Regions from separate parts of the Homo sapiens genome. Here region 2 is linked to region 1. The links are chromatin contacts, found by Hi-C or POLR2A ChIA-PET in ENCODE. All regions are on one chromosome and are shown on one strand. The core of a region is the stretch at or near the end of the contact, and the rest is flanking DNA. Distances in the headings are between cores, read along the strand shown. Region 1 holds the start of AP3S2 (adaptor related protein complex 3 subunit sigma 2). Region 2 holds the start of NGRN (neugrin, neurite outgrowth associated).

Region 1 (3,880 bases), core at 802-3,301:
TCATAGCAGCATTAATTAGAAGAGCCAAAAAGCAGAAATATCAACTTATAAATTGACAATCAAAATATGGCATATCCATATAATGGAATATTATTCAGCAATAAAAGAAATGAAGAACATCAGATACATGCTACAACATGGATGAATCTTGAAAACATTATACTACATGAAACATGGCAGACACACAAAAAACCACTTATTTATGATTCCATTTATAGGCAACGGAATAGGCAAATTCCATTTGCCATTCTGGAACTGGCAAATTTAGAGGGAAAGAAACTCTCTGGGGCTGGGAGAGTCATGGAGAAATAGGGAGTGACTGCTAATGGGCAGAGGTTTCTTTTTGGGGTGATGAAAATGATCTAAAATTGATTGTGGTGATGGTTACACAGCTTCTGTGAACATGCTAAAAAACACTGAATTGTCCCCTTTAAATAAGTAAACTGGGGCCGGACACAGTGGCTCATGCCTGTAATCCCAGCACTTTGGGAGGCTGAGTCCGGTGGATTGCTTGAGCCCAGGAGTTCAAGACCAGCCTGGGCAACATAGAAAGACCCCGTCTCTATAAGTAAATAACATAAAATAAATAAGTAAACAGTATGGCATGTTAGTTTTATCTCAGTAACCCTGTTAGAAAAAAACTAGGGGGGAAATTTGCATACACACAAATGCAAATACAAATAGTTACGCTGAATACTCATATACATACATATATATATATACTTTTTTGTGTGTGTGTGTGATGGAGTCTCGCTCTTTCGCCCAGGCTGGAGTGCAGTGGCGCTATCTTGGCTCACTGCAAGCTCCGCCTCCCGGGCTCACGCCATTCTCCTGCCTCAGCCTCCTGAGTAGCTGGGACTTGGAGGTGCCCGCCACCGCGCTTGGCTAATTTTTTGTATTTTTAGTAGAGACGGGGTTTCACCGTGTTAGCCAGGATGGTCTCCATCTCCTGACCTCGTGATCCGCCCGCCTCGGCCTCCCAAAGTGCTGGGATTACAGGCGTGAGCCACCGCGCCCGGCCTGAATACTCATATTTTTACCTCGATGTAATCTACTTAATAAAATGTAATCTAGCTTTAAAAATCTTATGAAGGAGTAAAATTATTTTTTCATTTCTAATTGACAAAAGACAATAAAAGTCTGAAAAGGGTTTATTAACTTGTCAACAGACGCAAGAGTAGAAAAGGTGGAGCTGAAGCCTGAACACGTTTTCTGGCTCTTTCCCCTCTTCAGTTCCACCAGTCCCCCAATTATGTAACATTTTGAAACCCTGCCATGAAGAAATATAATCTTCGAAGACAGGAAGCAAATACTGATGTTTATGTGTTTGCAAAGGAACGTGTTGGGAAAATTCAAATTTACGTAATCACTTATTGAGCCCTTATGCGGCAGCATTTATAATTTCTCATCATTTTTCCACTTTTAAACTGATTTTCTTCAACCCTAAGAGTGAAGGGTATCTAGTCTCTGGAAAGTCCCAGCCAACACTGAAGCAAAATAATTCCAAAAAAAAAAGAACTTTTCCAGTTCTGGCTATAACAAAAACTTTCAGAAACTTAATATTTCTTCCTCATGAAACTGTGGTCAACAACCAAAAAGATGACAGAATGTGACTTCAATCACTCAAGTTCTCATCGAGGCACACTCCCCACTGTCGCTTCTATCTCGTTCCCAGAGACCCACGGGAAAATGTCACAAAATGGCACAGAAATGCCAGGATCAAGAAAAGGGTCAGCGAGAGCGGGGCAGTAGGGCGGGAGACAGAAGGCCTGGCACCAGCCTGCGCCTAGATTAAATGCTTAAGTAGGGCGAGGGTCATGCTCGGTGCAGGAGCCCCAGGTGACCAAAGAGCGGTGCCCCCGGGCGCCGAGAGGCCAAAGAGGAGGGAAGACATAGTGGGCGCCCTGAAGGGGCGTGGTGAAGCCGGGCCGCACTCACGAAACGCTGGTAGAAGCGGACTAGCCGTGGCTTCCCATGGTTGTTGAAAACCAGAATCGCCTGAATCATCTTTGCCAGCCACGGTTCTCTCAGCACCGGCTACTCCCAGAAAGCTCCTCCTTCCGCCACAACACGATCACTTCCGGTTGGTGCGCTGCTGAGAGCGGCACTCGGAAACTTGGCCCCGGCGCTCACGAGCCCTAGCACCCAAGGGTCCGGCCTCTCTGACGCCTTGGAGGGCAGGTGCGGATGCCGAGGAGAGTGGTCACCTCGGCCAGCGTTGGTTGGCCAGTCAGGATGCGAATCCGGATCTATGTCCCTCGCCCAGACCGACGGCTGGCCCCAGAAGCCGAAACGACCGTCAGCCGGGTTGCCAAAACGGAGAGGCGGCGGGAGCTTGCTTTTCTCACCGCCCGCTCCAAATCATGCACTCCCGCCATCCCCTTAGCGCTCGCAGAACGTTCCGCGGAGTGGAGACGCCGGTCATTCGGCCGTTCGTCGGTTATGGAACATTTCGTTCATTTTAATTTTTCAGTATTATAATGCTGCAGTGAATTACGTAGCTGTCTCTCCGTGCAGATGGGCTGTTCCTCTATGGTAGACGGTGAATGGTGGAATTAAGGAATTTTTAGTGCATTTCCATTTAAAATCCCAAATCGATCAAGTTCTTATTTTTGTTTGTTCTTTTAATGACCCAGTGTGGGTGAAGTGGAGCATGTCCGTATACTGCAGATGGAGCAGCGGATACAGATGCAAATCGATCCAGAGGACTGTTTGGCGATATGGATCAGAAGCCTTTAAAATATATAACAGTCCGGGCGCGGTGGCTCACGCCTGTAATCCCAGCACTTTGGGAGGCCGAGGCGGGCGGCTCACTTGAGGTCAGCAGTTCGAGACCAGCCTGGCCAACAAGGTGAAACCCCGCCTCTACTAAAATTACAAAAATTAGCCGGTTGTGGTGGCGCGCGCCTGTAGTCCCAGATACTTGGGAGACTGAGGCAGGAGAATGGCTTGAACCCGGGAGGCGGAGGTTGCAGTGAGCTGAGATCACACCACACTGCACTCCAGCCTGGGTGACAGATATATAACATATATATATATATATATAAAACATTAGACTCAGCGTTTCCAGCTCTAGAATTTATGATAAAATGATTGTGGATGTGTGAAAAGATTTAGCCTGAGGAACATACATTTCTGCCAGAGTATCTTCAGAACAGTAAAAAAAAGAAGAAAAAAATATATATCTCAGCAGTGTTATTACAGGGGAAAATGGGAAGAAAATTATTACAAAAATGAGAAATTGGTTAAGTGCATTGTTCTACATTGAATATGAGAAATATTAAATAGATAATAAAAATCATGCTGGGAAAGATTTATGATACGGAAGTGTTCATGACACCTGTTAAGCTAAAAGATTACACAAAGTATGTACAGGGACAACCCACTTTGCTCAAGATTGGAGGCAAATACACCAAAATATGAATCATGTATCTGATGGAATGGCAGAGTCAGGGTGTTTGATCTGTACAGGACCCTGGAACCACACTGCCCTGATTCAAAGCATGGTTCTGCGGACTGCCTGGGCACCCTGGGCAAGTTTCCCCATCTGTAGAAAAGGTGTAATATCAGTTTCCTAAACTGGAAAACTGGAAAATGAGTCTACTGACTTCAGACAGTTGTTATAAACACAAAGGGAGTTAGTATAATATTTGTAAGCACTTGGACAGTGCATGGCACATAACTGAGTACCACATAAGTGATTTAAAAACATCTTTGGGTGGTAGGATTATCAAGTTTTCCTTTTTTTCCTTCAAAGAAATATGTACTACTTTTGCAGCCAGAGTTCTGGGGTTTGCTTGTTTGTTTTTCAGAGATAGGGTCTTACCCAGGTTGGAGTGCAGTGGCACAGTCATACCTCACTGTAACCTCAAACTGCTGG
Region 2 (3,880 bases), core at 770-3,269, 370 kb after region 1:
AAGAGATTTTTTTCAGTTACCTCCTTCTTCCAACGCTCCATCCAAACTTACATAAAAATGTGGTAAGGGGCTGCTCTTCTCCTCTAGCCTAGATTTTGCTAGGACAGGCTGGGCAGTCAAGAACTGAAATCTATGAGTCTGGTCCTACTGGTGCTCCTAAGAGGGGCTGCCACAGAGCAGGGCGCTCCTCATTTCCTGCATCCAGTTCTGCCCCATGAATCAATCCCCAGGATCTTAGGGGCACTGCCAAGCATGAATGCTGCAATCCCACATGTTCCCCGGTACCATCTGCAGCCCAAGAACTTCAACTGGACAGGAGAGCCGGCAGCCATCAACTCCTGTTCATTGTCAATGAAGAAGGCTGGGAGGTGCTATTTTTCCAGTGCCAGAATCAGGCTCACTAGCCGTAAGTATGCAAAACTAGCTTTGGTCATTTTGACATATGTAAATCCCACTAGCAAGCATAGAGCTTGGATGCCCCTAAAATATAATATGGCACTTCCACCAGTGTAAGAATGGGGAAGTTAGGGTACCCATTTATTTACTCCTTTTTTTTTGAGACAAGGTCACGCTCTGTCGCCAAGGCTGAAGTACAATGGCTTGATCTCACTTCACTGCAAACTCCACTCACGGGCTCAAGTAATTCTCCTGACTCAGCCTCCTGAGTAGCTGGGACTATAGGCACACACCACCATGCTCGGCTAACTTTTGTATATTTTGTTTTTGCCACGTAGCCCAGGCTGGTCTTGAACTCCTGATCCACCTGAATCAGTCTCCCAAAGTGCTAGGATTACAGGTGTAAGCCACCGCACCAGGCCTATTTAATCCTTTCTGTACACTAGACCCTGGTGATAGAAATGGCAGAAATACAGTCCCAGCACTCAAGAGGTAATAGGAACATGGACAAAAAGACATACCATACCAATTACAATACAGTGTGGGAAAGACAGTGGAGGGAAGCATGAGATGCCCTTCCTCTGTGTTGGTAATTGGGCCACAGTTGGGAAAGAGGTGAACAAATCTCTTCTGTGAATACCAACTCAGGGACATCCATGTTTCCACTGCAGAAGGACAAGCCAGCAGAAGGCTAGAAGCCATAAACCGAGTCCTGGCAGGATCAGTGCCACCCACTTTAACCCCAAAGCAGGGCTATTTTCTGCAACCGGAAAGAGTGGCATCTGACTCATGGACTGAATGCACCTTGCCCTCCATGGTAAACTCTGAACACAGAGCAGCCAAGGTTCCCCTCTGCCCTGCGTCTGCACCCATGCTGCAGCGTTCCAGAGCACTCCTCAACATCAATCAGTTCAGGTAAAAGCAGGAGGGAAGCACTCTACCTCTCCTGGATAACCTCCCCAGGTTTCCAAAGGGCATTAAATCTTTGCTAAATGAATGACTGCCACCAAGTTCCACTTTGAAAAGCCCTGCCCAGGAACCCCATTTGTATAAGGCAAAATACAAAGACACCAAGAATTCCTCAATACCCTAAGATTAATTGGGGATCGGTAAAGACTAGAAGATGAAGAGGCGCCAAGGCCAGCCATGTACTCATTTCTGCTCATCAAGCCTTAGCCTGGGTTTATCGCTAGGTGATGGGTCTGAACCCTAGGTGCGGCCCGGGGCTGGAGGCCATCCAGGAGACAATGAGCCCCTTTCCCAGAGAAGCCGAGTGCCCAAGGCACTGGGCTGTCGCCGTCAGAAGACTGCCGAGCGGAAGCCCTGCCCACCGAGGTGGCGGAGACAGGCAGGCCTGGGCAGCCGCTGGGGCGGAGGGACGGCTCTTGGAAACGGAATCCGTACTTTAATTAAAGTTTATGCAGTTTTCCAGGAGCGTCCTGTACCTCATTTCGGCCCTCACGTTTCAGGGAAGCCCTCTCCACAGTTACAGGCAGAAAGGGTGGGCCACTGAGCAGCGTGAGCCCAGATCTTACCCCCACCAAGTGAAGCGGGAAATAACTTGCTACTACCCAGCCTCCGGCCCGCCCCTTCCACTTCCGGTCTTACCCGGCTACTTCCGCTGCTGTTTCGTAGCCGACTGCTGAAGGCTGGTTTGCGTCGACATGGCGGTTACCCTGAGTCTCTTGCTGGGCGGGCGCGTTTGCGCCGCCGTCACTCGCTGTGGGTTCGCGACCCGGGGGGTGGCGGGCCCAGGCCCTATTGGCCGGGAGCCGGACCCCGATTCCGACTGGGAGCCGGAGGAACGGGAGCTGCAGGAGGTGGAGAGGTACCGGCTTCTCCCCGGGCCCTCAGCTTGAAGCAGGGCCTCGTGCCCCGGCGCTCCAGGCCGCGCCCCCTTGGCGCCGGGTGTCCTGCCGCTGCTTGCGCAGCGGCCCTTGTTTCTTCTTACCCGTTGTTAGGGGCGCAGCGTCAGGTGTTCAGCTCCCCTGGGACCACTGGTCCCTTCATTAGTGACGTATTTCATCATCAGTTTAGAGAGTTCGGCATGCTTACAGGCAGTTATTGTTCTAGGTGTTAGCTTTCTGGGTGTACGGAGCAGCTCTAAGCCGGCAACATGGCCCGGTTGCCCTTGCGATCAAAGAGAAGAGGGCTGGGCGCTCCATGATTTAGCCTGAGGCTCTTCAAACATCCATTCTGCTTCCACGCATGGCTTCTGCCATTGGTTCTCTTCCCCCAGCACCCTGAAACGACAGAAACAAGCAATCCGATTCCAGAAAATTCGGAGGCAAATGGAGGCGCCTGGTGCCCCGCCCAGGACCCTGACGTGGGAAGCCATGGAGCAGATACGGTGAGACTCAGGATACCTTGTTTGTATCCGCTGTGATGAGAAGTGAAGGATGCTGGAGCCCAGAAACGGGTTTGGCTTTTTTGATACTGCTTTTATATTTTCGTTTACTTTTTGTCGTTGAAATTTATTATCAGAAAAGTAGAGTAATATAACGAACTTCCCTAACCCTGTCATTATCTAGATTTAATAGTGTTTTGTTTTGTTTTTTAAAGAGACGGGGTTTCGCTATCGCCTCGAACTCCAGACCTCAAGTGATTCTCCCGCCTCGGCCTCTCAGAGTGCTGGGATTACAGGCATGAGCCACTGCGCCCCGCCTGGTTTTAATAGTTTTTAACGTTATGACGTGGTTGGTTCATTTTTACTGAAATTTTTAAATAGTAAATCGCAGACATCACAACATTTAACCCTTGAATGTAGGTTGTGACGTTCCCAACCTAAGGTACAGGGATGCTGGTGCTTCCATAGGTAGGTGCATTTTTCTGAAGACAGGATCTATAATTTAGGAAAGCTTAAAAGAGTTTTTAAGTTTTTTTGTTTTGAGTAGGTAAAGTATTACATATGGCTCAACCTAACAGTATAACATGGTATACACATTGAGAATTATTTGTCCCACCCACTCTCCTGTGGGTACTTTTTTTTTTTTTTTTTGGTAGTTGGGGGTCTCACTCTGTCGCCAAGGCTGGAGTACAATGATGTGATCACCGGTCACTGCAGCCTCTACCTCCTGGGCCCAAGCCATCCTCCCACTTCGTCCTCCCAAGTAGCTGGGACTACAGGTGCATGCCACCATGCTTGGTTAATTTTGTTTATTTTTTGTAGAGATAGCCTCATCATGTTGCCCATGCTAGTCTCCAATTCCCAGGGCTCAAGCGATCATCCCACCTCAGCCTCCTAAAGTGTTGGGATTACAGGCATGAGCCACTGTGTGCAGCTGTACTATTTTTAATAGTTTTTCTCTACCAAAAACTAGGCTCTGTGCCCTGAGTGAGCCACTGCGCCTGGCCCTCAATTCTTTTTTTATAGATGGTGTTATTATATTTTTTTGAGGCAGTATATGAGGCAGTATATGACAGTGGTTTTTAATTTTTATTTAAACAATTTTTTCTCCTATTTATTTATTTGACAGAGATGGGG

Evidence for each region. A loop is a pair of places that touch in the nucleus more often than their neighbours do. ChIA-PET counts read pairs that join two places held with the same protein, here RNA polymerase II (POLR2A). Pooled maps may share reads with other maps.
Region 2: a map of CD8-positive, alpha-beta T cell shows a loop between it and region 1 (4-fold over the local background). The contact joins the promoter of NGRN here to the promoter of AP3S2 in region 1. A Hi-C loop is called at or near these places in 5 of 168 maps with a recorded cell type or tissue (CD4-positive, alpha-beta T cell, CD8-positive, alpha-beta T cell, PC-9 and 2 more), 6 of 37 single-sample maps with no recorded cell type and 17 of 50 pooled maps. POLR2A ChIA-PET finds 5 or more read pairs at or near these places in 3 of 52 experiments (activated CD4-positive, alpha-beta memory T cell and activated naive CD4-positive, alpha-beta T cell).

What each region holds. Positions count from the first base shown.
Region 1 is chr15:89,891,943-89,895,822 of GRCh38, forward strand. It overlaps AP3S2 (adaptor related protein complex 3 subunit sigma 2), which reads right to left and starts at 2,052. Exons shown (of 6, transcript NM_005829.5): 1 at 1,939-2,052. The coding sequence starts at 2,007. The region is part of intron 5 of ARPIN-AP3S2 (ARPIN-AP3S2 readthrough); the gene reads right to left. ARPIN (actin related protein 2/3 complex inhibitor) reads right to left here. Exons shown (of 6, transcript NM_182616.4): 6 at 3,064-3,880. RefSeq lists enhancers at 341-1,090, 2,083-2,232, 2,587-3,334.
Region 2 is chr15:90,263,653-90,267,532 of GRCh38, forward strand. NGRN (neugrin, neurite outgrowth associated) reads left to right here and starts at 2,020. Exons shown (of 3, transcript NM_001033088.3): 1 at 2,020-2,224; 2 at 2,636-2,746. The coding sequence starts at 2,061. It overlaps TTLL13 (tubulin tyrosine ligase like 13), which reads left to right. Exons shown (of 15, transcript NM_001396017.1): 14 at 295-406; 15 at 1,068-1,825. The coding sequence ends at 1,315. It also overlaps a transcript of CIB1 not described here. RefSeq lists enhancers at 1,032-2,003, 1,491-1,620, 1,981-2,210, 2,004-2,974.